6 separate regions of the Homo sapiens genome follow, and all the other regions are linked to region 1. Evidence: chromatin loops called from intact Hi-C (ENCODE). Cell type or tissue: endothelial cell of umbilical vein. All regions are shown on one strand. Region 1 overlaps LOC105371756 (a long non-coding RNA gene). Region 2 has its middle 79 kb from the start of TBC1D3K. Region 3 has its middle 26 kb from the start of HNF1B. Region 4 overlaps HNF1B (HNF1 homeobox B). Region 5 holds the start of LOC105371757 (a long non-coding RNA gene). Region 6 holds the start of LOC124903989 (a long non-coding RNA gene).

The links. Peaks named below come from ENCODE experiments on the same cell type or tissue, not always from the same donor. Only the 100,000 strongest peaks of a DNase experiment are listed, where the experiment ranks them.
Region 2: a loop joins it to region 1, with 3 times the contacts of the local background. A loop is called at or near these places in 4 of 110 quality-filtered maps.
Region 3: it touches region 1 in a loop (18-fold over the local background); 37 of 110 quality-filtered maps call a loop at or near these places.
Region 4: a loop joins it to region 1, with 5 times the contacts of the local background. A loop is called at or near these places in 7 of 110 quality-filtered maps.
Region 5: a loop joins it to region 1, with 15 times the contacts of the local background. A loop is called at or near these places in 36 of 110 quality-filtered maps.
Region 6: it touches region 1 in a loop (9-fold over the local background); 13 of 110 quality-filtered maps call a loop at or near these places.

What each region holds. Positions count from the first base shown.
Region 1 is chr17:37,648,203-37,653,202 of GRCh38, forward strand. LOC105371756 (a long non-coding RNA gene) reads left to right here. Exons shown (of 2, transcript NR_188617.1): 2 at 2,353-3,618. Among named protein-coding and RNA genes, the nearest start is that of DDX52, 7.3 kb to the left of the region's middle. In endothelial cell of umbilical vein, a CTCF peak has its summit at 2,391 (motif pointing right); DNase peaks (open chromatin) are centred at 459 and 2,419; H3K27ac peaks cover 2,248 bases.
Region 2 is chr17:37,842,718-37,847,717 of GRCh38, forward strand. It overlaps the pseudogene YWHAEP7. Among named protein-coding and RNA genes, the nearest start is that of TBC1D3K, 79 kb to the right of the region's middle. RefSeq lists enhancers at 640-1,139, 1,475-1,975. In endothelial cell of umbilical vein, a CTCF peak has its summit at 2,196; a DNase peak (open chromatin) is centred at 2,144.
Region 3 is chr17:37,768,856-37,773,855 of GRCh38, forward strand. No RefSeq gene overlaps it. Among named protein-coding and RNA genes, the nearest start is that of HNF1B, 26 kb to the left of the region's middle. In endothelial cell of umbilical vein, a CTCF peak has its summit at 2,278; a DNase peak (open chromatin) is centred at 2,266.
Region 4 is chr17:37,708,598-37,713,597 of GRCh38, forward strand. It overlaps HNF1B (HNF1 homeobox B), which reads right to left. Exons shown (of 9, transcript NM_000458.4): 5 at 1,906-2,066. LOC124903989 (a long non-coding RNA gene) reads left to right here. Exons shown (of 3, transcript XR_007065733.1): 2 at 1-1,495; 3 at 1,874-2,378. It also overlaps a transcript of LOC105371754 not described here. Among named protein-coding and RNA genes, the nearest start is that of HNF1B, 34 kb to the right of the region's middle. RefSeq lists enhancers at 2,174-2,695, 2,696-3,217. In endothelial cell of umbilical vein, no CTCF peak of the experiment used is centred here; a DNase peak (open chromatin) is centred at 2,054; H3K27ac peaks cover 394 bases; H3K27me3 peaks cover 761 bases.
Region 5 is chr17:37,813,421-37,818,420 of GRCh38, forward strand. LOC105371757 (a long non-coding RNA gene) reads right to left here and starts at 2,291. Exons shown (of 4, transcript XR_934721.3): 1 at 2,137-2,291. In endothelial cell of umbilical vein, a CTCF peak has its summit at 3,037 (motif pointing left); a DNase peak (open chromatin) is centred at 3,041; H3K27me3 peaks cover 1,106 bases.
Region 6 is chr17:37,699,225-37,704,224 of GRCh38, forward strand. It overlaps HNF1B (HNF1 homeobox B), which reads right to left. Exons shown (of 9, transcript NM_000458.4): 7 at 1,759-1,953. It overlaps LOC124903989 (a long non-coding RNA gene), which reads left to right and starts at 3,601. Exons shown (of 3, transcript XR_007065733.1): 1 at 3,601-3,672. RefSeq lists enhancers at 1,321-1,821, 1,822-2,322, 2,971-4,170. In endothelial cell of umbilical vein, CTCF peaks have their summits at 2,378 (motif pointing right) and 2,580; no DNase peak of the experiment used is centred here; H3K27me3 peaks cover 1,823 bases.

The DNA of each region.
Region 1 (5,000 bases):
ATAACTCCTTATATTCTTCAATACTCAGTTTACATGTCCTCTCCTGAGTGAAACTTACCCTGAATGTCCCCTCCTTGACATAGTCCATCTTTCTTCGAGTTCTCATGCCACTTCATAAGTACCTCTATTTTAGCTCTTTTCCTATAGCATTGAAATGATATTTCCATGTATGTCCACAGACTTTGAGCTTTTTGAGGGCTGTTCCTACATCTCATTTATCTTCATATTGTTTGCTTCTCATGGAGTCTGTTTCACAGTAAGTGGTCAGTAATCTTGTCCAATTAATGAAGTGAAATGAAATAGACAAAGATCCCTGAAACTGCCAACCTCAATGAATTTTGGAATGGACCTTATGTTTTTTGCTTGGTGCTTTGTGATAAATTTTAGATGAATGAATGAAAGAAGACAAATAGAAACTGTTAGACTTAGACCATTTCATACCCTCACAATGTCCAGCTGACTCATTAAAGGACCATTTCCTCCTGGGGAAAAAACGAAACAAAACAACTTAAAAGCATTGTCAACAAAAGTGGTGAGGAAACTGAATCATGGTTTTGTATAACTGGAATTTCTCTAAAAACCAGTACGGTCTGACTGGTAGACACACATGGTTTCTCAGCTGTAGCAAGTGAGAACACAAAGTCTGTATAACACTGCAGTGGAAAAGCTATTTGGGATAACTTGTTGTGAATAGAGTGATCACTCTATGTCCTAAGAGTATGTTTTTGAAAACTTTTTCTCCACTCCTTGTTTATCATTCAACAAACTTGGTGGTGGTTGTTTTTACAGTGTTTCTGGCATGGACTAGGGCTTAGGGATCCAAAAATGAACTAGACACAGTCCTTGGTCTCAAGTAGCTTTGAGTTTGCAAGGGACAGAGAACTGTTTGCAAACAGAGCAAGGAAATTCTCTAGGCACTGCAGTATAAGTGTAGGAAGTGAGGGAGTAAGGGTGGCAGGATGGAGTGGGCTTTGTGGAAAGTTAGAAAAGACTTTATAGAGAAGACAAAGCTGGCATAGCCTTAACAAATAAAGTGTTGACCAATTAGAAAACACAGGTAAAAGTATTTAAGTAGAGAGGAGAGCAGCGCAACAAATGTAAAGAGGGATGAAACACGCTGTTGTGTTTGGGGAACTACTAGTGGCTCAACAAAGCTGGAAGTGGATGCTGCAGCAAGAATTGGAGCTGGACAGGTAGGTAGGGACCAGCTTGTGACGGGCCTTTTGTATATACTGAGGACTTTGAACCTGATATTGTAGGCACTGAGAGCCATTAGAGGATGTTAAGCCACTGATATAAAGTTTTTAATTTAATATTTATTTATTTAGAGACAGGGTCTCACCCTGTCATCCAGGCTGCAGTGCAGTGGTGCAATCGTAGCTCACTGCAGCCTTGCCCTCCCCAGGCTCAGGTGATCCTCCCACCTCAGCCTCCCTAGTAGCTGGGACTACAGGCATGCACCACCATGCCCAGCTAATTTTTACATTTTTTGTAGGGATGGGGTTTCGCCATGTTGCCTAGGCTGGTCTTGAACTCCTGGGCTCAAGCAATCCACCTGCCTCGGCCTCCCAACGTGCTGGGATGACAGGCATGAGCCACTGTGCCTGGCAGTTTTTAATTTTAAAACATCACTTTAGCAGCAACACAGAAGAGAGGCAAGTTGGAGTCAGGGAGACCAGGACAATATTGAAATAGCAGTCTAGTGAGGAAAGAAGGCAGTGGCTGTAGGAAGGAAGAGGAGAAAGGAGCGGATCTAAAGGACATTAAGGAGGTAAAGTGACTGGATGTGGGAGGATAGCAGGAGAGGGAGAAACTTAAAATAACTCCCGGGTCTCAAACTTAGGTGACTGAGTAGGGGTGAGCCTTTTCACGGAAAGGGAGAATACTGAAGGGCTAGGTTTGTGTGAGGACTATATATTCATAGTAAGTTTAATTCTGAATACGTTGAGTTTGAGATTTTTGTGGGACATTTGAATGAAGTTTCTAATGGTTATTTGAAAGTAGGAATTATTATTTCTTTGCAACGGGAGCTAGGAACTTTTGAACTGTAACTTCAGGATCTTAATTTAAAAGTGAGTTGAGGAGAGGGTGATTGGCTATGGATAACATCCGGAAGCCATTCCCACAGTGAGACAAAAACCTTGCTTTCCCCGAGGCTGAGTTTCCAGCTTCAAATTCTCAAGATTTACCAATAGTCTAGTACTTTAGAAATCCAAATCAAGTACTCAAGAAATCCAAATTCTTACAGTTTTTTTTTTTTTTTTTTTTTTTTTTGCCACCAATAGTCAACAGAGTGTACTTTTAGGCTACAATGCAATGTAAGTGTAACTACTCAAATATTCTTTTAATTAGGACAGAATTGAAGTAAATAGCGCAAGGACCAATGCTGACCTCACGGTGGCACTCCAGTCTTCGAATAAAGGGCTCTCTGGACTCATCTTATTGACCTCCAAATGGACAGTCCACATTGAAGTGAAGAGTTGACATGAACTCTGGGCCCATAGACCCCACAGTTTAATTTCCTGAAGAGAATCTACCAAGGACTTTGCTTTTCTGTTTTTAAATCAGCTCTGACGTAAGGCTGGATCAATAGAATAGGTGTCAAGTATGCCCGAATGTCTCCATCCGTAAAAAATTTCATCAGGGTTCAAAAGTAACCAAAATAATTTCACCATTATTATTTATTAATGGATACCATTTATTGAATGCCTGCTATGTGCCACATTGGGTTCAGGGTACTTTTCATATTATATGAGCTCATTGAACTCACAATAGCTCTATGAGGTTGATACTACAGTGTTCTCATTTTTCTGAGAAGAAACTAGGGCTCAGAGACATTAAGTAGCTTGCCTCTCACATCATATAGGTAGTAAGTGGCCATACTTGGTTTTGAACCCAATCTGTGTGATCCCCAAACTTGCGCTCTTTAAACAAGGCTGCATTGCCTCTTATTATTGATGCCAAGATAAAAGCAGCAATTAATGAAACTTGGTTTTCTTCAGGTATAGACTGTTTGGCATGAGGTGGTTTAAATAATATCATATTTAAGGAGATCTATTGCGGGCCCCTATTGTGAATTTGTGTCCTCTTCATGAAACTCTTTGCCACATATGAGAAACAGGATATTTACATAGTCACAAAGTGTGTCCCACAAGGTATTGATTAGTTACGAAGAGAAAAATTGAAAATTTACAGTGGAGCAACCTGGAAGATACCATGTGAATGAAATGGTCACAGTATAAATGGTAACATAAAAGTGGTAAAATATCAATATGTACACCATGGTCATATTCTTTTGCTTTTATTGTGGAAGAGACAAAGGGACAAGGGAGGATTTGCTGACACTGGTCAGGAGTGGAGTAGAGGACTAATTCCTATCTTTGATCTCCATCTGTGAAAGCCCAGATCGCACAAAGATTTCCAAATGAAATATTTACATTTCTAAGGGGTAGAGAATTATTCGTGAATCCTAGACAATATACAAGGGAAGGCTCCCAAAAGAAAGATACAAATAATAAAATTCTAGAATAATGTTATAGTACTGATTGTAGGCTATGGGGAGTGGGAGTTGGTTGTCCTACTAATAAAATGCTTAATCAAGAGTGTATGATTTGTAAATCATATTTGTTAAGCATTTTTTAATGCCTTACAGACTTCAAAGCCCTAAAACTTTTCTGCATCTCTAGGGGTTAATATCAGCATTTTGTATATTCTCAGCTTGAGATAATTACCAATCTGCCTATTTTTTAAAAGAACTGTCTTTTAGTGAGAAGGATAAGATGTCTGGAGAAGCTTTTTGTTCAACATGTCAGTATTTGCATGATTTACAGTGTAATTAACCAGGCCCTGTAGCACAGGCAGACCGGCTCCCTTCACTATTTATCATGTTTCCAGCAACTTCAGATCATCACCTCTGCTGGGAGGAAATACGTCCTTCTTAGAGATGTGAAAATATATCCCCAACCATTCCCACAGGCAGAATGTGATCTATCCTTATGTATCTATTATTTCTCATATCTAAGGGCTCTTCCCCCTACCCCATTATTTTTATACAGCATTACTCTCAGAACTAAACTAGTTAAATAAATATAAGGCCAGGCATGGTACCTCACACCTGTTATCCCAGCACTTGACGAGAGTCTGAGGCGGGTGGATCACTTTGAGCTCAGGAGTTTGAGACCAGCCTGGGCAAGATGACAAAACCCTGTCTCTACTAAAAATCCAAAAATTAGCCAGGTGTTTTGACGCGTGCCTGTAATCCCAGCTACTCGGGAGGCTGAGGCAGGAGAATCGCTTGACCCCGGGAGGTGGGGATTGCAGTGAGCTGAGATTGTGCCACTGCACTCCAGCCTGGGTGACACAGCAACACTCCATCTCAAAAATAAAAAATAATAAATAAATAAATACAAAATCTAATACTACTTAGGAATAATTTTGTTATTCAATTGCTTATAGTCACCAGCACATATTCGTTAAGGTATAATTGTGCTGTGTAAAAGACAAAGTCTGGTGACTCAAAATCTAAAACAAAACACCTATATAGACAAATAATATTATTACAAAACTACTTTAAATCTCTATATTAAAACATTATAGGTTTCAAAAAAACTTCAAATGTGTTTACTTTTGGCCCAGTAATCATTTTAAGAATTTATCCTGAATATACACCTACGGCAATATGAAAATACATACGCACAAGTTTATGTATTGCAGCATTGTTTGTATTTGGGAAATAATTGAGAAAATCTAAATTCCCATATGGTTCTCTAGCAAGCAGACTCAGAAAAAAATAGTCTCCTGTGGAGGAGAGTGGTTGAATAAACTACAGTACAAGTACATAATAGAGTACTATAAATCTATAAAAAAGAATGAGGGGCCAGGTGCAGTGGCTCACGCCTGTAATCCCAGCACTGTGGAAGGCTGAGGCAGGTGGATCACCTGAGGTCAGGAGTTCGAGACCAGCCTGGTTAACATGGTGAAACCTCATCTCTACTAAAAAT
Region 2 (5,000 bases), 190 kb after region 1:
CGTCTGTGCCTCACATCCCATGTCCAAATAAGATTCAACGTCTAAAGAGTTACACATCAATCAACCAGAAATTGGAAAACAAGTGCCTGGCTTATTTCACTTAGCATAATGTCCTCCAGGTCCATCCATGTGGTTGCAAATGGCAAGATTCCCTTCTTTTTTAGGGCTGAATGGTATTTTCTTGTATGTATACACCACCATTTCAATAAAGAATTGGTTAAGTGATTGTATATTGATACAATGGACTTTTATATAGTCATGAAAGTCATGTTTTAGAATAGTCAATGCTCATGATCTATTCTTAAGTAAAATAGTAAGCTAAAAAAACATATAGCTCCAGGAGTTGAGCAAGAGAGGCACCCTGCCTGCTGGGCCTGTCTGCTCCCCTGAGTTAGGCACTCCAGGAAGGGGTTGAGAGCATCTGAGTCTTGGGGCCCAGCCCTGAGGCCCTCACTTTCCCTGCCTACTAAGGGGCCCTCAGGAACAAAAGCAGAGCCAAGGAGTTGTACAGCTATAGAGTCCAGTGTGCTCAGCCCCTCAAGTGTGTGATGGAAATAGGCCCAGAGAGGTCAGGTGACCTGCCCAGGGCCTTCCAGCCCTCACACAGCTGGAATCAGGATCCACGGCCCCCAGCCTGGAGCACTGGACATCACATTTCAGGGGAAGTGGGGTGCTGGGCTCACACGTGAGAGGTCTTGCTAGCTGCCAGCCTGGGGCTCACCCGCCTGCTGTCCACCCCTTCAACATCGGTAGTGGGACTCACAGGCACGAGGCTGGGGCCTTCTGCTGCAGACACAAAGCATACCGCCACCTGAGGTCCAGGGTCATGATTCAAAACCTACTAAGTGCCCATCAGTCCTTTCCCAGGTTGAAGGGAAAACAGGACTCCAGCCCCCACATAGTGCCTGGCCACCTGCTGCTCATGAGGCCTTGTCTCCCCATCTTTAGGAAGGCTTTGTGTGTGTGAAAGTTTTTGCATGCACTTGTCTTAAGCATCTTCACGGCCCTGCAAGGTGGGTTTGATTGTCATCCCCATCTTACAGGTGAAACAGGTTTCCAGAGTCTGAGTAGTTTGCCAAGGCGGGGAAGGGGTGATCCAGGACTCAAACCCAGGTCCTCCAACTGCCACTTTCTCTGACTTTCTGGGGGTCAGTAACCCCAGTCCCTTCTCTCCTAGCCTGTCAGAGATTCAGCAGAGACCCCAGGTGGAGGCTCAGTGAGCTCTGGTGTGTGATAGGGACCTGGGGTCTTGTCACTGTCCTGACACCTTATCCTCTAGGTGGCTTTGAAACCATCCGTGTCACTTTGGGCTTCACCAGAGTTGCCAATCCCAGCCTCAAAATTCAGCCACCCCACCCCAACCTCTGGGGGCTGAGGCAAAGACTCTTCTTTTCTCCACAAAGCTAGAATGAGGACCTTCTGGGGGCCTAAGGTAAGAAATGGTCTATTTCTAAAGGGCCTGGTGTCTGGGTAAGCTCTGTGTATTTTCTTACGTTTGCTTTTTGGGGAACTTCATTCAGAGGAGACTTGGCAGCCTCTCTGAAGACACGGAAGTGATCAATGGCAAAGCTGCAAGAGGCTGTAAGCCCCACCTAGCATGACTTCCTCATTAGGCACATGGGGAAACTGAGCCTCAGTGGGTGGAACAGGCCTGCAGGGGCACAGTTGGGACAAGAACTCCGAACTCCAGGGCCCTCTACAGCTCAGGCTGTGCAAATGGGGCTGGTCCCGAAAGACGGTCCGGGCTGATGTGGGGACTGTCAGGCTGTGAGACGGGGCTCACTGGCCAGCCAGCCCAGAGGCAGCGTAGGCGCTCTGGCAGGAGACCCCCCCCAGGAAGTTTCGAAACCTTCAGCAGGATTTCAGAACCGTTCTAGACCCCATGCAGATTGTTTCTCTGTTAAAGAAGGCGCTTTAAGAAGCTGCCGAAGAGGCTCTGCCTTTGACCGTCAACAGGCATCTTTCCTCTAGTCCATCAGCCCACAAAGACAGGAAATCTGATGGGGGGAAAAACAAATAAAGTCATGCCAAAGTCGGGTGTCAGTAACCAGGGGGGCCGCCTGAGGCGTCGCATCCAACCCCCGCCCAGGTTTCCGCCCCGGGCCAGCAGTAGCCAGTCCCCGAGGGCCCATCTTCCAGCCCTGAAGCGGTAAACGCCTCACCTCTAGTGGCGAGTGCGAGGAACCGCACCCTAGCCCGCCTGACTGTCCAGCCCCGGGTGGTGCCCATCCTGCCTGTTGTTCCCTCTCAAACCAAATAAACCTCCCGACGTATGGACTCTGGCTGTCGTAGATGCAGACTCTCCTGCAATGCTTAACACCGTTTTGCTACCACGTGACGGCTGCAGACACTGTCCTCAAACTGCAGCCCCACAACGCAATTTTTGTACTTTCATCTGACATACCCGAAGGTGTCCTTTTTAAGTCTTGTTAATATTCATAATGACGTATAATCCAAAGTAAATGGAAATGTCATATTGTGATTGCAATGGAAACGGCATATTGCGACTGCATTGCCTTGGCGAGACTGTCGTCCTAACAGATTTTGAGGGGGCGGGGATGGTGGCTCACGCCTGTAATCTCAGCACTTTGGGAAGCCAAGTTGGGAGGTTCACTTGAAACCAGGAGTTCGAGCCCAGCCTGGCCAACATGGAGAAACCCGTCTGTACAAAAAAAACAGAAAACAAACAAAAAAAAACACAAAACCAATTAGCCGGGTGTGGTGGCACGCACCTGTAGTCCCAGCTGCATTAGAACTGAAGATGGCTCCCCATCTCATACACGGTGAAAGCCAGTCTTTATCAAGTTCTACATGTAGCTGGTGCAGTGTTTCACACCTGTAATCCCAGCACTCAGCACTTTGGGAGGCTGTGGTGGGTTTCACTTGAGCCTGGGAGATAGAGGCTGCAGTGAACCGAGATCACTGCATTCCAGCCTGGGTGACAGAGTGAGACCCTGTCTTAACAAAAGAGACTTGGAGGGGCTGGAGGGGAAGGTGGAAAGGCAGAGGAAAAGGCAACTGGAACTTAGGGTATGGTCTTGTTACTCTTCACCAGGAACCATTTGAGGTAGGCCCCCAAGTTACAGATGGGGAAACTGAGGCCCAGAGAGGTTAAAATACTTGTGCAGAATCACACAGCTGGCTGATGACAGAAGCACGACGCAAACTGAGGCCTCCCAAGACTTTCTGCACCAGGACCAGCCAGCCATGCTGTTACCTACTCATTCAACAAACAGCTGTGGAGTATTGACTCTAACGTCAGTCCCTGCCTGGGCCCCTGAGAGACAGTCATCAGGGAGATCATCTATGAAGACACAATAATGGTATGTTAGAAGGTGACCAGTAGCAAAAACTATGAGCATAAAGGAACTGGGTGGGCAGGCAAGGTTATGCTTAATAGGCAGGTCGGGCGGGCCTCAAGGTAAGTGTTGAGCTAAGACTTGGAGGGGCGGAAGGGAGCAATGGGGACACCTGGGGAAAAGGTTCTGAAGGCAGAGCCATGCTTGGCATGACTGAGGAAAAGCAAAGTGGCCAATGTGGCCAGAGCAGGATGGGGCAAGGGAAGAACAATGGATGGGGGCAGAGGATCGGACCCAAGTCATGTAGAAACTTTTTTTTTTTTTTGAGACAGGTTCTCATTGTATCTCCCAGGCTGGAGTGCAGTGGTGTGATCATGGCTCACTGCGGCCTTGACCTCCTGCTTTAGCCTCCTGAGTAGATGAGACTAGGCATGTGTCATCATGCCTGGCTATTCTTTTAATTTTTATTTCGCAGAGATGGGGTTTTGCTATGTTACCCAGGCTGGCCTTGAACTCCTGGGCTCGTGCAATCCCACCACAGCCTCCTAAAGTGCTGAGTGCTGGGATTACAGGCGTGAACCACTGCACCAGCTACATGTAGAACTTTATAAAGACTGTTGCTTTCACTATGCGTGAGATGGGAAGCCGTCTTGAGTTCTAAAAGACGCCCAGTAGAAGACAAACCTGTCATCTGGGGCAGGTCAGCAGGCCCAGGTTGAAGGTCCCTCTGTTGGGGGCCTGCCAGAGGGTCTGGCCTTCAAGGCCCAAATGGCATCCAGTATCCAGGGTGGCGGCAGCTCGGTCCCCACCAGATCCCTCTGCAGCATGACTCCGCTGAAGGTTCTGGCTGCCGACTCCCTTAGGAAGCCCCTGTGTGCTGGCCCAACTCTCCAGGCCTCCAGCTCATTCTCTGAACCACCTGACACCCCTTCCCATGCATTCCTTTTCTGCTTATGTTAACCAGAGTGGGATACTGTTGTTTGTGACAAACAGCCCCGCTTGGTACTCTGACGTGATCTATCGTCCAGGTCTCAACTCAAGTGCCCCTGTGAGGCCTGCCCTGCCAACCCCAGGCACTTCCACATCTCCCTGCTTTCTGTTCTTCAGGGCGTTCATCACCAAAAGCATCTTGTGTAGTTATTTCTTCCTTTCTCTCACCACTAACCTTCATGAGAGTAGGGGCCATACCCACCATTACCCCCAGTAACCCCAGGGCCTACACCAAGGCTGAGGGAACAGGAGCCTGCTAATGAGTATTTGTTGAACAAATGGGTAAAAGCTGCTGATGTGGACGTTTTATGAAAGGAGTCGAAGCCATGTGTCTAGAGCGTCAGTTCTGATGATGTTGGGTCCAAGCCCAGATGTGCGTGTGCAAGAGCCTCGGTTCAGCTCCAGAAGACTCCTGGGGTACAGATGAGAAAGGACCCCAGGGACCACTGGCTTATCCTGAACAGAAAAAGGGAGAGAGGAGGCCAGGCGCAGTGGCTCACGCCTATAATCCCAGCACTTTAAGAGGCCAAGACAGGAGAATAATTTGAGCCCAGGAGTTCAAGAAGAGCCTGGGCAACATATCGAGGTTGCATCTCTACAAAAAATTAAAAAAATAGAAATTAGCAAAGCCTGGTAGCACATGCCTGTGGTCCCAGCTACTCTGAAGGCTGAGGCGGGAGGATCACTTGAGCCTGGGAATTCAAGGCTGCA
Region 3 (5,000 bases), 120 kb after region 1:
CCCATCTCAAAGGGGTAACTGCCCTTGAAAGAGCCCCTGTAGTTCGGGGTTGAAGAGAGTGCAGGAGCACAGGAGGAGAGAAGGCTATTCAATTTGTAATTTGCAAAAAAAGAAGCCATTTATCAAAGTTTGTGCTTGAGATATTTAATAATAGAACTGCCCTTCAAGGTTTCCTTAAGGGTAATATTGCTGATTAAAAAGGAAACATGCTCTCTCATTTTGCAATTGAAGAAACAGCCACATAGAGTCGGGTGGTGATTCTCAAAGGACAACAGCAACCCAATCAATTCTACCCCTTGTATCAAGGGACAGTCATGTTCACCTCCATCCATGAGAATTATGTCCCACGCCATCTTTGCAGGAGTATGTCATCACGAAAGTTACCTGCCATCGAGACAAAGAAAAAGAAGTGAAACTCACCCACCACTCAAACCCCAAACAGTGTTGGGTCAGGGGTGAGAGCAGGGCAGGCAGAACTGGGCAGAACGTTAGCATTGGTGTCCCGGCTGGGATGGCCTTTAAAGGTCAGCCAGGGCAAACTTGGAGGTCACCTGCACTTGGGGAAGCTGAGGTGCAGAGAGGATGAGTGACTCCGGGGCCCTGGCCACACAGGGGGTTAGTGACTAAAAAGCAGCCAGAATTCTGTCACCGTGAGTCTCCACATAGAGCTATGTCCAGGGTCCTTAAATGACCTTGGCAACCCACTGCTTTTGTACCCTTATGTTCCACAGGAGGAAACAGACCCATAAGGCAGAAGAGCAACGAGGCCAAGGAGACCAGAGAAGATATTTAATGTGGACCTTTACCCCATTGGCTTCCCTTGAGTTTATTTAAGCAGGACTTTCGGTTCTTTCTCTCTTCCTTTCCTTCAGTGTCACAGCAACTTTATATCGATTTTGTCTAGTCCCTCAGGAAATGGTCTTGTGAACTTGAAAAACAAAGGCCTAAATTCACGGAACCAAGTTAGTTTCTAGCACTGTCTCTTCTGTTCCATGCCAGTGTTTCTGCCCAGAAAAATGGGGTCAGTTTGGTCAGAGTGGAGGGAAGAGGAGAGATTCAGTGGACTCCCCCAGAGTCATAGCTTAGCAATGAGAAGACAGGGATGCATAGGATAATCTCCCCAAATTAGACTATCCCACTGTTCTCAGCATACAGCGGGTGCTTTAGCAAATAATGATTGCATTGCTTTGTTAGGTGCCATGCCGGAAAATTTACAGGCTACCAATTTTACAACAGACCAATGGACAAGTATATTGATCACCCAACTACTCTATGTCCAGAGTTATAATTGGAATTGTCCAAAAGTCAAGAGACATATAGCTTTACCCTGGGGGGCCTTGAAATCTCATTGGGAAGCCAGTTCTATTACACATAACACACCTTGAGCAAAATACAGGACAGCTCCTGTATAAGACCGTGTAACATTGATGGGATTGTAGAGAGAGGATTTAAAAGCAATCTCTCTCCATCATCACGCCCATGTAACAATAATGATAGTAATAATCATAGCTGCCCTTTTTTGAGCAGTTAACTGTAGTTACTACCAGGCACATGCTAAGCTCTTTAAAGATATCATCTCATTTACTCTGGACAACAAACCTACCAGTACTAATATTATCTCCTTGTCAAAGGTCATGTAGCTAAAAGTGTAGAGCCAGAATTGGAATCTGGGCCCCTTTTATAAACCCTAACCCTAAAGCCATGTTTTTAGCATTGACACCCACAGCCCACCCTCAGCCACTCTAGTCCTCTGTGTGTAGGTAGCTCCTTGAAAGATGACTGTACCTTTTAAACTTTCTCTCTGCGTCCTCTGGCCACCATGTTCTGGTCCAGATCAGTGGTCCTCAAACTCTCGGACACCCACCACATAATAGAGGGTCCTGATGAGTGAGAAAGAAAGGGGAACTGCTCGTCATCTGTGTCCCATTTGCGTCCACCCACCCCTGGAAGTGAGGGCCACACACACACCCTGTCCCAATGTTGTCACTCAGGTGGAAACAAGTTGAGAACCACAGTTTTGGGGTCACCCCTGTTGCTCTCGTCCCATTTTGCACTTTCCCTTCCTGCTTTCCTGTGGCTGACCCTGCTCTGCTGATGTCTGTCTTAAACCCCAAGGATCAAACTGTTTCTGAAGCTCAGCCAACCAACTCTCCTTCATCTCCCGGGAGTCTCCTAGGGTCCTCAGGGTGCTCCCAGCTCCTGAGCCAGTTATTTTTCCCTAGGCGTGTTCCGATGTCATGAATGCCAAATCATTGCCCCCGCCTTGTGGCTGTGCCTGGGAATTACAGCTCTCCTGCTCGTAAGGACAACTGGGTGCCCAGAATACAGGTTTACGTTGCATCCCTCTCCCACTGCTATACTCACCCCGTCTCCCAGAGTGGAAGTACCTTAAGTTAACAAGCCCACTTGACATCCTCAAATTCCACCATGCCTTCAGGACACGTCAACATTAAAATCACCCCGGTACTGCCACTACTTACTACCACCACTCAATTCCTGCCACCACGACTAATACCCTACTCTGCAACCACTACCATTACTACTGCTACCACCACTTCTATCACGGTTAATATCACTACTACAACAACCATTACAACCTCTATTAATACTACCATTACTACCACTACATGACTAGTGCTATGGTCACGCCTACCACCATTAATACCACTACTATTGCCACTACCACCACCACCACTAGTGTTACTATCACTACAACCACCACTAATGCCACTACTATTACCATGATTACCACTATTAATACTGCTACTACTACTACCACTACCACTATTAATACCACCACCACCAATATACCACTATTTTTTTTTTTTTAAGAGTTGGTGTCTCGCTGTGTTGCCCGGGCTGGAATGCAGTGGTGCAATAATAGCTCACTGCAGCCTTGAACTCCTGGGCTCAAGTAATCCTCCTGTCTCAGCCCCCAAATAGCTGGGACTACAGGTGCATGCCAGCACACTTGACCAATTTTTAAAAATTTTTTCCAGAAATGGGGTCTTGAACTCCTGCCCTCAAGCAATCCTCCTGCCTTGGCCTTCCAAAGTGCTGGGATTACAGGTGTGAACCACAGCACTTGGCCACTATGATTACTATTAATTACACTCCTGCCATTATGAATCCCACCCCTACCACTGCCACTCCTACCACTGTTCATACCATTCCTAGTACCACTACCACCACCACTACTACTATTGCTATTGTTGCTGCTGTTACTGCTGCTACTGAAGACTTACTGTGCGCTTGGCTCATGATCTTTTTCTTATATTATCTCATGTAATTCTTACAGCAACTCTTGAAGTAGGAAATATAATTATCCTCATTTTACAGATAAGATAATCAGGACTTGGGGGCTGGGCATGGTGGCTCACACCTGTAATCCCAGCACTTTGGGAGGCCGAGGCGGGCGGATCACGAGGTCAGGAGATCGAGACCATCCTGGCTAGTGCAGTGAAACTCCGTCTCTACTAAAAATACAAAAAAATTAGCTGGGCGTGGTGGTGGGTGCCTGTAGTCCCAGCTAACTCAGGAGGCTGAGGCAGGAGAATGGAGTGAGCCTGGGAGGCGGAGTTTGTAGTGAGCCGAGATCGTGCCACTCCAGCCTGGGTGACAGAGCGAGACACCGTCTCAAAAAAAAAAAGATAATCATGACTTGGGAGTCCTTTGAATTGTCATAGCTCCCTCTGCTAGTAAGAGGCAAATCAGGATATGAACCCAAATTGTCTGGCATCAGAGCCCATGCACTTAACCCCCAGCGTGAGGAAGCGACACTGGCTTTGGAGTCAGAGAGACCCAGGTTAGACTCCTCACCTTGCTGGGTAACCAGGCGAGTGAGTCTTCTTTGTAAGATGGGGTTTCCCCTTGCAAGGCTAGGGTTCTTTTGAGAATTAAATGAGATGATATATATCGGGATGTCCAATCTTTTGACTTGCCTGGGCCACATTGGAATAAAAATTGTTTTGGGCCACATATAAAATACACTAACACTAACGATAGCTGATGAGCTAAAAAAAATAATGTTTTAAGAAAATTTACAAATTTGTGCTGGTCTGCATTCAAAGCTGTCCCAGGCCACATGTGGCCCATGGGCCATGGGTTGGACAGGCTTGATACATATGAAACATGTAGCAGAAAGGCTGCACGTAATCCGCCCTGCCTCCCAGGGAGCCTGGCTGACCTGTCTTGTGAGTCTCTGCTCACAGCCAACAATAGGTCCTCTGCAAGAACCTACTGTTGGATAACTCACTCTCCACTCAGGCCATACATACAACTTGTTAATGATTCATTCCTTCCTTCATTCACCCACATATCACACATTTATTGAACACCTCCTATATGGTAGGCATGGTGCTTGGACCTGGGGATGTGGTCACTGCCCTTGTGTCATACACCCTACTAGAATTTTCTGTGTGCCAACTACAGGACATGCAAAGAGCAGTGTGGAACAGTTGAGGCACAGAGCATCTGGTGAGCTTGGAAAGGGGGATAAAACAAGAAAATCAATGACTAGGCACAATGAAGATGAAGATAAACATCTTAGGAGATTGGGGAATGGATAGTCTTATCAAAAGATAGAGACATCCCACTGGTGGAAGAATTGGGCAAATTCTGGTGGCATCAGTTGGAAGGAGCGGAAGGAAATGGCAAAGGTAGCAGCTGGAGAAACATCCTGGGTAATTAGTTTTTTTCACTGAGGGGCCACTGAACCTCTTGCTCATCCTTCACTATTTAGAGAGCACTTCTAATAACCAATGATTGTCTCACAGCAGCTTCACTGGCGTGGGGAGAGCTGGACCTTAGCGGCTCCTCCACAATCAATGGATAACCACATGGAAACACTCCTACTCTAACCAGGCTCTGTGCTGGACTCCAGTCCTCATCACTGAGAGGCGGGCTTCCATGCTGCAGATGAGAAAATGAAGACTCAGAGACGTTCGGTGACTTACTAAAGTTACTGAATGCAGAAGTCAGGATGCAAACCTGGATTCATC
Region 4 (5,000 bases), 60 kb after region 1:
TAAGGCACCCTTCTCCATGGAAGCCTGGGTAATCCTTAACCCTAACTTGTTTGGGACACTCTTGAGAAGTCAGAAAGACTTGTCTGTGCCTCTCACAGGTAACTGACACAAGTGGTTCTTCACATGGAGAAGAATCTTTCTTAAGGGATAGGTGGGAGTAGGAGAAGAGGGCTGCAAAATGCCTCCCCCAGGAATGCCCTTTCATTTTTGTTTGCAGAGACCACGACCAGGGCAAGCAGCTCAGGTCCTCTGAAACCAGAATTGGCCGGGTCAGTGCTCCCCTCAGAAACCACACTTGTTTTTCCTCCAGGGAGCCAGGGACTCGATCACCTGTGACTCACCGTTTCTGTGTTGCCTACACAGCACACACGTCAAGATCTAAAATGGCCTCTGCACCCTGTTGCCCTCACCCATCCTGGCCCCCACTCTGGGAATGTGTGCAGCTCCACCTTCAGCATGAAAGTCGGGAATCTGCGGCTCCTCCCTCCCCTGAAAAACAGAGCATGACCCAAAGAATAGAGCTTTCCATTCTCTACCCTTGCCAGTGTCGTAATGCTCCTGTTCTCCCATAAGCCACTCTCTCCTGCACTTGTGTTGCTACAGGATCAGAACCTAATCCTAATTAGAACCTAGTTTTATTTATTTTATTGTTATTATTAATTATTATTTTTTGAGACACCCGAGTCTCACTCTGTTGCCCAGGCTGGAGTGCAGTGGTGTGAGCTCACTGCAACCTCTGCCTCCCAGGCTCAAGTGAGCTCCCCACCTCAGCCTCCCGAGTAGCTGGGATTACAGGTGCATGCCACCATTCCTGGCTAATTTTTGTATTTTTTTTTTAATAGAGATGGTGTTTCGCCCTGTTGTCCAGGCTGGTCTCAAACTTTCTGGCCTCAAGTGATCCACCTGCCTCAGTCTCCCCAAGTGCTGGAATTACAGGTATGAGCCACTGCACCTGGCCTAGAATCTAGTTTGATGTAGAAAATTCAAATTCAAATTGTGCATTCTTCACCAAGTGTGCTAAACTTGCATCTGGGTGTGGGGCTGTGGTTACGGATATAGAAAACTTCATTTAATGAGAATGATATTGACATTTACACGACAACAACAACAATACTGCAATTTATTGACTATTTTCTATGGCAAACACTGCAGAGTATTTCTCAAATGTTATCACGCTCATGCCCCCACCAAGTCTATTGTTACCGCCCCCATTTTATAGATGAGGAAGAGATCATAAGTAGTCGAGTAACCTGCTCAGGCTACACAGCTATTAAGAGCTGGAGCTGGGATTTGAACCTGGGCAATTGTAACTTCAAAGTTGGTGTTTCTCCCTCCCTAAGCATCGCCCCACCCCATCTACCATTTGTGCTGTGATCTTCGCTGTCATGGTGTCCCATGTCTTTCACTGTTCCAGTTCAAGAAGCTTCTCCCCATCGCCTCCTATCCACTACATCCTGACTTGCTAATGACTCTTCTTGTCAGTACCAAGGGGATGGTAAGGAGGAAGAGGGGGCTTGTGTCAAAGTGAGGTGCTCTCTAAGTTAAAAAATTGGCTTTGGAGGCCTTGGGGGGAGGGATGAATGAACATTTTATCAACACAAATGTCATTGGCAAGCCCCAAAACAAACAGTGTCCCACCGGGCTTGCTCCTTTATGAGGCATTCAATCAATAAAAAGAGAGCAGAACTCTGTCAGATTTATTGGCTGGGTTCAAACCGAACACCTCTTCTACCCGCCAAAGGCTGGGTCACCAGCACTACCTCTCCTTTCCGACTCTGGACAGCCCTCATTTTCCCCTATGGGGCTACAATGGTTCATTGTTTGAGGCAGGCCTTGTGAGAAGTTGTGTTTGTTTTGCCTCTTATCTTATCAGCTCCAGAGCGACAATGGCCCAGGTGTACTCACCATTTTACCATCAGGTGAGAGGAGATTGTGGCCTGGGTCCAGGCTGGCTGGGGAGACTTGCTGTAAAACCGACTGGCTGGTCACCATGGCGCTGTTGCCATGGTGACTGATTGTTGAGGAGGAAGTGATCTCATTGTTTCCCTGCTGGCTGTAGCGCACTCCTGCAAAACAACACAAACCCAGTAGGGAACATTAGTGCCACCAGGGTCCTGGAACAATGACTCGGCACCTCTTGTTTTCAAGGGTGGGTAATAAGAAAATAAAGTTGCTTTCTCCTCCCCTGTCCACCCACAAGAAATATCGGCTGCTTTTCTCCAGGGTAAATATGGCATGTTCTCTATTTAATTCTAGAATGTAAGCGCCACGAGGGCAGGAAATTTTTATCTCGTTTGTTTTGTTCACTGATGTATCCCCAGTGCCTTGGCACTGAATAGCCACTCGGTAAACTTCTGATGAATAAATGAATGACTGGATGGATTCTGTTTGTTATTGCTTCCGCACAGTTCTTTGAGGATTTGGGGGTTGAGACTAGCCTTCTGTTACTGGCTGGAGTATTTTTTATTCTTTAAAATGCCTTTTAGAAATGTTTCCCTGGCATCCCTCGTGGTGCTGCAAAGTATAAGTAGACCCATGTGACGAAGAAGAAGCCCTTGTCCAGTGACCCTTGAAAGAGCCGTAGCTTAGGCATCAGTCTCTGTGTACCACCTTTGTGGCCAGGCCCAAGAGGTCAGGGGCACGGACACAGGCAGAGCAGGACAGGGATGAAGCTGCGTCTAGGAGCTAGGCTGTAGAACTCACATTCCTTTGCTGGGGGTCCCATTTGGCTGCCTTCCAGGGCACAGGGAAAGGTGTGTCTGCTGGGAGGTGGGGCAGGCAGCACCACACACAGGCAGATGTGGATGTTTAGTAAACCACTGGAGTTTGCTCTGCAGGGGAAGGGTAGAACCAAACATGTTTACAACCTCGCTGCTCTGACCCTCCCTCTTGCTCGGGAACCAAAATGGAGGTCTGCTCTCAGGAAAGAAAAGTTCTGGACAGAGATCAGGCAACTGAAGGAAGCTAAAAGAACGCCTGGGTCCAGTTTGCAGATGGAAATCCTGCTTGATGTGCCCATGAAACAGTCAAGGACAAGGTTGGGGGTACATGGGGCATCTCACCCCTAAGCTCAGTGCTTAGAAAGACAGTGTTCTTGTTTTTTGCTTTGGATTTGACAAAAAGGTTTGGAGGACCCTGTCCTGCAGAGACCAAATGCTCTAGGCATGGAATTATCTGGATAGGTGGACCAACTCTTTAGCTGCACGTCTTCCTTTGCCCAGTTTCCCAAGATGAACCATCCCTGTACACTGATTCTGTTGTTGCTCTTTCATCCACCCACCCCCTGCCCTAGCTAGAGCCCCACCTTCCAGAGGAGACCACAAAGTTCCCCCAGGGGCCAGGCACTGCCATAATCAGTGTCATAATCTGCCTCTAATTCACCAAGATGAAGCTTACCAAGATGAGACTAGATGAGCCCCAAGCCAGTTTTCCTTGGATCTTCCTAAGGACTTTACCCAAGGCCGATATGACCTAGAGCTTAAGAGGGCTGGGGAAAAGAACAAAACAAATGCTAAAGCTGGGTTCTAACCTTCAAGAGCAACTTGTCTGAGTATGTAGTGGCTTGACGCTTGCTCTATGAGCTTTTCTATTGGCCATTTTCCCCATTCTTTGAATCAAGGAGCTGCTAGTGGGGGTGGTGGTGACAGTGGGATGGCGCTGGCATTGGTGTATTGGTTTAAGGCACTACATTTTTTGGGAAGGACAGAAATCATGAAGTTAAAAGGAGGAACAGCGTTCAGCTCCCCAAGTCAACAGCCGGTGCCCAGGCCCCTGTCCTCCTGTGCACCTATCTGCAGCCCCCACGTCTCCTGTTTGCCATCGATGCCATCCCATTGGATTAAATGAGGCCTTCTTTCTTCACGTCTGCCACCCAGTTCCCAGTAGGATGCTTCCAACAGTTCAAAGTGTTGTTACATGAAAGAAGAAAGAGATTTGAACCTTATGAGCTCTGAAGGCAGAGCTAGGTTCAATGGAAAACAGGGAGGCAGATTTCAAATAAATAACAGGAAGAATTTTCTATCAAGGAGGGGCAGTGGGAAGACTATGGACTCTGCAGCGAAACCAACTCAGGTTCAAATTCTGATGCTGCTCTTAATAGATCTGTGATCATGGGAAAATTACTTTCCCTCTCTGTGCCTTTGTTTCCTCTAGAAAAATGGAGAGAATGCCTCCTCAACAGGACTCTTTTTGGATTAGAGGTAACATCTATACAGTTTCTTGCAAAATGCCATATAAATGGCAACTATGGGTGGGGATGCTGTGGGGAGGAAGCTGGTACAGGAATGGACCCCAAGATATTTGCCCTAAGATCCTAGAATTCTAGATGGCTTAGGACAGATTCTAAACACTGAATGGAATTATCTTTCCGTAGAGAACAGTTTCCAAAGAATCCTACCCTGGCAGAACCACTGATGCTTTGCCCTGGAAGCAACCTGGGAGAGAGGTCTAGCCGCTGCCCTCTTGCTCTGTTCTTTTGGAGGAACTGGACTTCACCCTGTTTTTCTCCTGCTTTCTCTGACTCCCTAACCAGCTATTTACCTCCCCGAGAGGCTCTGCTCCTGAGAGAGTGTTGATAACGCTGGGAGTCAGTTGTGTTTTCACCTCCCAGCCTGTCCCCATCATCGATTCAGTCTCAAGTCAAACAGTCTCTGGATTTAGCCTATTTAATTTGGCTGATGGAAAAGGGCCAGCCCTCTGATGATCAAATATGGGTCACAAGGAGGCTTCTCCCCTACCAAAGGCTACGCAATTATTTATTTAAAAATAATTAACCAAGGATTTCCGCAGGAAACAAAAGGCTTCTTTACAAGGGAGCATGTCAGGAGAGACTCAAGAGCCATTTGTTAGAATCCAGGCAGCATATTCCAAGGCTGCTGTGGTTTTTATACTTTGTTTTCTCCCCAACAAAACTTTATTATATAAGAAATATAACGGTGGAGCTGCTCTGTCAAAAGACAGATGAGCCTAGACCTTTGAACGTTCCTTTAAAAGCCCCTGGT
Region 5 (5,000 bases), 170 kb after region 1:
TGGTGTGATCTCAGCTCACTACAACCTCCGCCTCCCAGATTCAAGCGATTCTCCTGCCTCAGCCTCCCGAATAGCTGGGACTACACGTGCGTGCCACCACGCCCAGTTAATTTTTTGTATTTTAGTAGAGATGGGGTTTCTCCATCTTGGCCAGGATGGTCTCGATCTCCTGACCTCATGATCCACCTGTCTCGGCCTCCCAAAGTGCTGGGATTACAGGCATGAGCCACCACGCCCGGCCCAGGAACTGCGTTTTGATTGTTGTTGAAGTTTCTATAATGGCTAAGTACTCCAGCTTCTCTGCAGCCAGACTGCCTGGGTTAAAATCTCAGCTGCATCACTTGCTATGTTATCTTGGGAACCCTCTGAGTCTTGGTTTTCTCACTTGCAAAACTATGCGATATTTTCATCTGCAGCACCTGGCACACAAGATGCTCGACAGTGTGTGAGGAATGAATCCGTGCAGACAGGCAGAGTTCCTGGGGATGGGAACCTCTCAGCAGGGGAGTTAGGATGACTCACTTCAATCAATCTTGATTCTTACCCTCCCTTCCCAAGTAGGAATGCTCAGCTTCCTCCAGAACCGTTATGCTTTGAGGATTGTGAGCAAAATCTGAAAAATGTGGGGTCTTTTCCTTTGCATGTTTATCCATGTGTTAACCTAAGGAATTCAGGATATCTCACAGAGCAAAAATGTCTAAATCATGTCACTGCCTGACAATTCTTATGTGGCTGTCTAAACAGGATGTTAACTTTAGGACCTAAATTTTCCTAGGTGTGAGTATGTTAGTTAAGGATTACCGAGAGGAAGCGAAGGGATCATGTACCCATTCTGCAGGTGAAAAACCTCATGATCTTCTCTAAACTCCCCTGGGCCTAACGACTTACACAACTTGTCAGGAATCTACCAAGAGGAGGTCCCCGGCTCCCAAATGTCCCCTCTTCACCAGCAAAATGAATATTCTCTCTTTTTTTTTTTTTTTTTTTTTTGAGATGGAGTCTTGCTCTGTCGCCCAGGCTGGAGTGCAGTGGTGTGATCTCGGCTCACTGCAACCTCTGCCTCCGGGTTCATGTGATCTCGGCTCACTGCAACCTCTGCCTCCGGGTTCAAGTGATTCTCCTGCCTCAGCCTTCCCAAGTAGCTGGGACTACAGGCGCCACGCCACCATGCCTGGCTACTTTTTTGTATTTTTATTAGAGATGGGGTTTCACCATGTTGGCCAGGCTGGTTTTGAACTCCTAACCTCAGATGATCTGTCCACCTCAGCCTCCCAAAGTGCTGGGATTACAGGCGTGAGCCACCACGCCCAGCCGAATATTCTCTTTTTAGTCTTATGGGGGAGGCAGCATTCCTGTGGGGCTGCTCTACTTGGAATGGGTTTCTAGAAGTAAGAAAGTTGATTCTTCTCAATGTGTTCACAAGTTTCAGAGCATAGTCAAGAATGAATCGTACCATCTATGTTTCCTCCCATGTTACCTATTCCTGCAAGCAATCATTTTCCAGGAGAAAGAAATAGTGGAGTTCAGACTGAGCTAGCTGACCATCAGGCCTTCCTCACCCTCTCAACAGAGAGAGTAATCAGATATCAGAGTGGGCTCCAACTCTGAAGCTTTGATGGTTAATGCTTCCAATCTGAGCTTCTCCAATTCTCTTTTTCTTTTTTCATCTCCCTATCCTATACTCAGGGACCCCTTTGTCACACAGGTAGATCTGTGGACGACAGCTTGGATCACAAAGTGGGGACAATCCATTTTCTAGAAAGTATATTGAGTGCAACATTGATTCAGAGTGCAATACCCTGAATTCAAGGTTGCGTTTCAGCTTTTCTCTATTCAAGATGCTGTAAAGATGGTCCCTTCTTGTAGAGGGCTTATGGTCAAGCAGGTCAAGCCAATGCATGTCAAGAAAGAGCTCCGAATGCAGGTTAAGTAGCTTTTCTTCTCCACGAGTTATTAAACTTGAGGCTGGCCAAGGGCTGCCAGCTATGGGCAGGAGGTGCAATACCCACGTTTACATATATGCTGCTAAGTTTTGATCAACATATAAAAATTAGTTTTCTTACAAATGATTACACTCTTCCCTGTCAAACTGAACACTGAGGTTCTATGCCTCAAAATAGTTTAGGTCCAACTTACTTTAAGATCTAGATGGCACAGGGCAAGGTTCCATCAAGCCATTGCCAAGGAAAGCAAGGGAGTTTGCTGAAGCATTCAAGAACTTTGCCTTGATTACATAAGAGATGTGTTCAGGGCAGGAACGCAATGACTTGGGGGGCAAACCAGGAAGTAGTGGGTTCGTTGCTAAGGCTTTTGGACCCTGAAGACATTGTCGTGCTGTAGTTGTGATGGTGTTGTCATAATTGCTGGCTTGTTTCCTGTGGCTTTGAGTCTTTTGATCCCTCCAAGCATGCCAGCAAAAATTCTAGTGTTTGAAAAAGCTAAGAGCTATTGTATTATCTACTTATTTCCTGAAGTCCCCCCCGCAGTAGAGTTGCCAGGTAGAATTTAGGACATCCAGTTAAATTAGAATTTCAGATAAACAACGAGTAGGTTTTATTTTTATTTTTATTTTTTTTAGCATAAGTATGTCCCATGCGATATTTTAGCTAAAATTCAAATTTAACTTTAAGCCCTTTTTTTTTTTTTTTTTTTGAGACAGAATCTTGCTCTGTCGCCCAGGCTGGAGTGCAGTGGTGTGATCTCAGCTCACTGCAACCTCCACCTCCTGGGTTCAAACGATTCTTCTGCCTCAGCCTCCCCAGCAGCTGGGACTACAGGCGCCCACCACCACGCCCAGCTAATTTTTGTATTTTTAGTAGAGACGGGGATTTACCATATTGGCCATGCTGGTCACGAACTCCTGACCTCGTGATCCACCCACCTGGGCCTCCCAAAGTGCTGGGATTACAGGTGTGAGCCACTGCACCTGGCCCCTGGAAGTCTTGTATTTTGATTTGGTCAATCTGGCAGCCCTACCTCTGATTCCCTTCTAGTTATTGCAAAGTGACAAATGCAGCTCCGCTCCTGGGCTAATGTTTTGTAATGTGCACCATCTAGTGGTGACATGAACAGAAGGAAACTTCAGAAACAACCTGAAACCGTGATGGGATAAAGCTGAAAAGAAAGAACTATAATTTTAAAAATTATTTAAAAACTTTTTTCGGCCAGGCGCGGTGGCTCCCGCCTGTAATCCCAGCACTTTGGGAGGCCGAGGCGGGCGGATCACGAGGTCAGGAGATGGAGACCATCCTGGCTAACACGGTGAAACCCTGTCTCTACTAAAAATACAAAAAAAAAAGTTAGCCGGGCGTGGTGGTGGGCACCTGTAGTCCCAGCTACTCGGGAGGCTGAGGCAGGAGAATGGCGTGAACCTGAGAGGCGGAGCTTGCAGTGAGCCGAGATTGTGCCACTGCACTGCAGCCTGGGCGACAGAGCAAGACTCTGTCTCAAAAAAAAAAAAAAAAAAAAAATTCTAATTTTCTTCTTTGGATGTGGTGTTTGTGATGAGACCAGTAGTTTAGATTGTCCAGTGAATATTTGAAATCCCTTAAGTCATCAAGTGTTTAAACAGCCACACCCACCTGGCTGAGGCCTTGGGCTCCTCTATTAAATGCTAATGCACAGTGTTGGCCTTGATCTATTGTGGTTCCTAGTGCTCCAAGTGATTATTTTACAATAAGCACGTGGTGTCCAGCAGTATCTATCAAGTACAATAAATGTCGGGTTGGTGCAATTCTGTTAAACCCAACTGGGCCTGGAGGAAGACACAAGAAGCAAGTATTTCCTGTTTACTATTTTACTGGGGTTGGGAGGATGGTTAAGAGCTCAAGGAATTGGCACCCCCTAATGGATCTCCCTCTGGCTGCACACTGGAACTACCTGGGGTGTTTGTAAGACATACCAATACCTGGACCTTACCCCCAGAGATGTGGATGTCATTGGTTTGTAGTGGGAATCAGGCTTGGTTTTTTTTTTTGTTTGTTTTTCTTTTAAGTTTTCCAGAAAACTTTTTTTTTTTTTTTTAAATTTGAGACGGAGTCTCGCTCTTGTTGCCCAGTCTGGAGTGCAATGGCGCTATCCCGACTCACTGCAACCTCCACCTCCTGGGTTCAAGCGATTCTCTTGCCTCAGCCTCCCAAGTAGCTGGGATTACAGGTGCCCACCACCATGCCCTGCTAATTTTTGTATTTTTGGTAGAGATGGGGTTTCACCATGTTGGCCAGGCTGGTCTCGAGTTCCTAACCTCAGGTGATCCGCCCGCCTTGGCCTCCCAAAGTGCTGGGATTACAGAAGTGAGCCACCACACCCAGCCCAGAAAACTTTTAAATGAAGCCAGGGTTAAAATGCCTATTAGCAGAAATGGCCCAGACTGAAAAAAGGTGTGATCTTTGAACAAGTGCCTTAATTCCTCTGAGTCTCAGTTTTCTCATTGGTAAACAGGGAGAATTTAACCAACCTGCTAGGAACCTTAGAGAGAGTAAATGTAACACATGCAAGGCATTTAGCCTATAACTAGCACTGAGTAAATGCTGTTCTTCTTCTAGACAGGAGGCTAAGGGGGTAGATTCCTACCACTCTGGAGGAGAGAATCCAGATCTGGGATGAGCTACAATCTGGTCATAGGGGCCAAATGTTATAGCAGAGAGAAGGGGTATGTTAAGTTCTGCTAACTACCCAGGCCTAGGTGTGAATGGGGCTTCACGGTCTTGACAAGGAAGGCAGGGCCTTAGTGAATTACAATCATCTATTGTAATAGTAAGGTTCTGCCTATAAAAGTGGAAAATATAGACAGCATGGAGCAACATAAAAAAGAAAATATAGGCCAGGCGCAGTGGCTCATGCCTGTAACCCCAGCACTTTGGGAAGCCAAGTTGGTTGGATCATGAAGTCAAGGATGAAGACCATCCTGGCCAACATGGTGAAACTCTGTCTCTACTAAAAACTACAAAAAATTAGCTTGGCATGGTGGCGCACGCCTGTAATCCCAGCTACTCAGGAGG
Region 6 (5,000 bases), 51 kb after region 1:
GTGCATACACAGGCAAAGACACAGGTACAGAGCCCCCATCCCACACCATAGCTCCCATCTCCTCAGGTAGATAAAAGGGCTGGTGGTTATAGTGGGGATTTCTCATATTAGTTATCCATAAGATTCATGTAAATTCCAAGTCACATAACCAACTCCCGAAAGCATGTGGATGCTTGGCTGTGAGGGAGAGACCACCTGCTCTCAGAACACAGGGCCTACCAGGGAGGCCTCCGGTACGGAACGGGAGCAAAGGTCACTGGCTGTTGCCTCGGCTTGCCCTTCTCATGCAGGGAGGCAGGTTATTTCCTGGTCCAGGGCACCATGGGCTCTCTCTTCATGGGCGGCCAGGCCTGCTGGGCCTCAGCAGTCCACAGGTCGCTGGTGACCACTCTCTGACTATCCCACCCAGGCCTCGCCACTGAGGAAGCCTGGCCAGGTGAAGGGATGGGGTAAGTGGGGAGCACATCACCAGGCTCTGGGAGGAAGGGAAGTGGGGCACATGTGGTCTCAGACTCTGCTACAGGCTGTGGCAGATTTTCAGAAGCCACTAAAATGTGATTGGAATGTGAGATGGTGCTCAGAAACCAGCTCCACAGGCCCGAGTGGGGATTGAGCCCTGAAGATAGAAGGCTGGACTTGGCTGTTCTCCCCCAAACCCACAGCTTATCCGATGCAGCTAGGGAAGAAACACAAACCTCTTTCACCATCATTGCCTTCTAAGAGTCCCTTTATAAATAATCTTTATAATTTTTTATGCTTACCAAACGCAGTTTACCCCTATGTTTATTTCATATTCATAATGACTCTAAATGCATACTATTTCCATTTTATGGATGTAGAGATTGGACTTAGAGTGGCTAAGTAACTTGCATTAGGCTACACAGCTGGTAAGTATCACAGCCAGGATTTAAATCCAGGTCTGTCTGATCTAAGACTAGTGCTTTATACTGAACACTTCCTTGGGGTTTCTGAAGCAGAGAAGCCACGATTCCTCCCCAAACTCCTGTGTCAGGGGCTATAGCCAGACCTGGCCAGAGGATTGGAAGCCTGGGACTCAGGATGAAAGGCAGAGAAACAGAGGATGGGATTGGATGGGAAATAAGTGGTCGAAAGGTAGGCTTGGGGTAGGTATAGAAATTGGATATGAGAAACAGTCTGTGTGCAGAGATGCAGGGGTGGCATGGAGGAAGAAACTCTAATGCCCAGGATGGCATGCCACTGGTATTTTTCACTTGTGTTCATGGTTCTTGATTAGAGATGTTTGGGGTGTATAAATTGGAGGACACGGGACTCTAGAAGATTCTTCTCTTTTAGGGAAGGCAAACAGGATGCAAATTAGATGCCAATTGTGATCATTTGATAATGGCTGCTTGGAAGTTTAGATTGCAAAGGCTAAGTTGAAGTTCACTGGGAAAAGGTGCTGGTGGTTTATGGACGCGATCTTTTCCAGAGGTGTTGGAATGGGAAATTGGCGGTGTGTGTTCCACATGCTGTCTGGCTCCAATTCCCCTTCATCTGTAGGCCTACACTGTCCTCTTCAAACCCTTCCCTGGGAATCTCAGGGGTAGAGAAGAGGACTAGAAAAGGTACAGCAACACTCAAGAGTTATGCTTGAGAAATTGTCTTAGTCGGTTGATCATAGGCAGGGAAAAGTGACCAAGCCAATAAACTTCCGAGAAAGTTCAGACCCAGAGAGGGAAAGTGGTTGGCCACTGAGGGTCCTGAGTGCTCCCTCCCTCCACATGCCCGTGTCCTTACTGTGTGAGTTCTGCAGCTGAGTCACAGCTGCCATGAAGGGCTGCTGGGCCATGTGGCTGCCTGGGCTCTGCTGCATGAGGGGCTGCTGGTGAGGGCTGTGCAGCTGCTGGGAGAACTGGACGGGCTGCAGGGCTGCCAGGCTGCCGGCCACACTGTTGATGACAGGGACACTCTGTGCTTGGGAGGTGTTGAGGCCTGTGGGAGCAAGAGGAAAAGATCACAGACAGCTCCTGGGATAAGGAGAGGTGGATGGATGCCATCATTTGAGCCCCCGCTCAATGTCCCAGTCACCGGGCTGAGCCTGTTACATAGGAGATTCCATGGGAGGCAAGTGTAAAGAAACGGAGACTTGGAGATATTAATTTACTTGCTCAAGTTCCACAATGAGTTGTGGGTTGGAGATGGGCATTAAACAGATCTGATTAAAGCCTGAGAGTCTCCCAGAGTCATCCTGTGACCTCCCAAACTTAGCTCTCTTGAGGTTACCAGGGCTTTGGAAAAGCTGGCTCTACCTGCCCACTCCATCCATGCCAGGCTGTGAGAGAGGCTTGCCCTGGTGCCCGCAGGGCAGAGTTAAAGATGTCCACACTGAGGCACAGGTTATTGCCCAGATCGGTCTGTCCAGTAGAGGGCAGGAGTGTGCAGGGACCCAAATTTTGACTAAAAACAACTTCCATAGTCCCGGGAGTATGAGGTTGGGAGACCCTTATTTAGTAGACTGTACAAAGACCCCCAGAGAAATCAGGTGCCAACTCCCTTGACTGTAACAGAGAGGGGAGAAAACACTGGAACTCAGCCAGTCTGCGAGGCGGGCATATCTTATGTGGCAGCATAGGGCTTGTGGCACTAAAAGGACCAGGTTTTAGAAAGAGGAAGTAGTACATTAAAGGTTGACTCTTGGCATTTATAGTGGGTCTTCCCATCTTTCTGTTCTGGAGATGTCAGGGCCTCTGTAACTTGGAACTGTGTATCCTGAGGCCTCTTTAGAACCCGGGCCAGCACTCTGAGGATTGGATCCCCTGGTACCCATGCTCTATCTCCTCCCTGAGAGCGACACGGAGGAAGACAGCTAAGGTAGGATCGGAGTGGGGACAGGACGATCAGGAGAGAAGACACCTGGACCTGCTTCCTGGGGTCGATTGTGTTCCTGTGTTCTTGCTTTCTGGGAAGTTGGGGGAAGAATGGGATGAAGAAGGAATCCAGAAAAAGGTCTGTTTTAGGTGGATGTGGAAGGGACACCTAGAGAGGCTTTCCTGAAATGGAGACGGTTTCATAGGCAGGTTTGAGGGAAGTCATCAATGGAGATAACACGGAGTCCTCAACAATTGCCTACTCAGAGCTTTAGCTGATACTGTTATCAGAAACCTAAAAGGCGAGACCCCTGAGCAGAAAGGACAGGGGATGAATCCTGCTTCTGGCTCTCCTGGGTGGGGGCTGGGGGTGCCACCCTCTGATCACCCTCAGAACAGCACTGTCTCCAGTTCCCCAGGGGGCTCAGCGTCTCCTCAAGCCAGCATCTCACCAGATACCCTGATGACCGATGACCGTGTTTCCCTTTCCTACCTCCTGCTTATGGTCTCAGTCTCCCAGAAAGCTCCATGAATGTGCCGTTTTTGAGAAATCTTTGAGAGCACTGCTGCTGCTCTTTTTGAGAAACTGCTGCCCAAAAAAGCAAATGATCCTGTCTAGAGTGGATGACATTTGAAGGCATAGTTCTGAAACCTGCATGTGCTTCAGAAATCATCTGGGGGAGCTCTTTAACAAATATACATTCCTGGGCCCCACCCAAGACCTAATGAGTCAGAACCTTCAGAGGTGGGGCCCAGGAATCTTATTTTCAATGCAGTCTGTGATCCTGATGTGCCTCAATTCCAGGATTGAGAGCCTCTGATGTCATTCCAGCTCCCTCAGTGGGTAAGTCTTGACCTTTTCATCTGTTTCTGTTTCTGGGCACTGGTTCTTGCTTGGGAAGTATGCTATCCAGTCCAGGGAAGAGATGAGAAAGAGAATAGGATGAAGAGGTGAGAATGAGTAGAGAATAAGGAATTGGCCCTGCCAAATAATTTGTTACCACCTTCTCCACAGGCTTCCGCAATTCTGAGGCAGGGCCCATGGTACTCAACACATCAGTCAGTTAAATGAAGATGCCTGCAACCAGTTTCTCATCCTAACACTCCATAGTGTAGGACCTCTGTGTCTCAGCAGTCTTCTGGTGATTCTCACCATTTCTCATGCTCTGTCTACCCCAAGTGTACACAGATATGTACACACACAGCCATCCTTCTGAGGTCAGTGTGCACTCTGGTGCAGCCCATCTGAATAGGAGATTAAGGAGCATCGTGAAATGATAGAGAAATATGAGTAGAGGAAATTAGAAAGAACAAAATGGAAAGATGCAGACTAGCCCCAGGGAAAATTTTAATTCAGATAGTATATATATATATATAACTGTATGGCAGTGAAAGCTTAGAATGGAAAGAAAGAAGTTAAGTGGGACAGTTTGTTTATTATTTTGGTTGCAGAAATAAGTGGAATATCTTCCCCACGGGCCTTTTAATCAAATCTTCTAAATGGCAAACAAGCTGGTTTTAGGTATCTTATCTCATTCCAAACTCTGGTATTAGTATAATTACCATATTCCATATACCAGAGGGCCCAGTCAAAAGGCAATACATTTAAAATGATCATTTATATTGTGAGTTCTCTAAATGCTTCCCCATTCCCATTTTCCTTCTGCCAAAATCAATGCACTGTGTGTCAATTTCCAAGCAGCTAAGGATAGAGTGAGAGCCACACATATTCAATAAATTTGTGTGCCTCCAATGGGCTTAGCCCTGTTCTGACCTCAAAGGATGTGTAAGTCATTCTCTTCAGAAGTGAGAATCCAAGTTCCGACCCTAGCTAAAGCTGATTTAGGGAGAGAAGAGGGAAGAAAGAAAAAGGCAGAAACAAAACAAAGAGGTGGCCAACATGAGCCCTAGATACAAGGAAGGTAAGAGGACAATGGAGCAATACAAGGTTGAAAGAAAGATGACCAATGTGTTACCCTTAGATCTCTCCCAAGACATCCAGCAATACATCCAAGGGTCACAAGGATGGTTTTGAGAAACAACGACACCTGAGCTGTCATAGTGAAGCTGGAAATATGCTGAATACTCATCAACATTAAAACTCTCAAAGAGATATCCACAACCACAGTTCCCTTCAGCCTTCTCATGCCTCAAGATGGCCCATGTATGGGA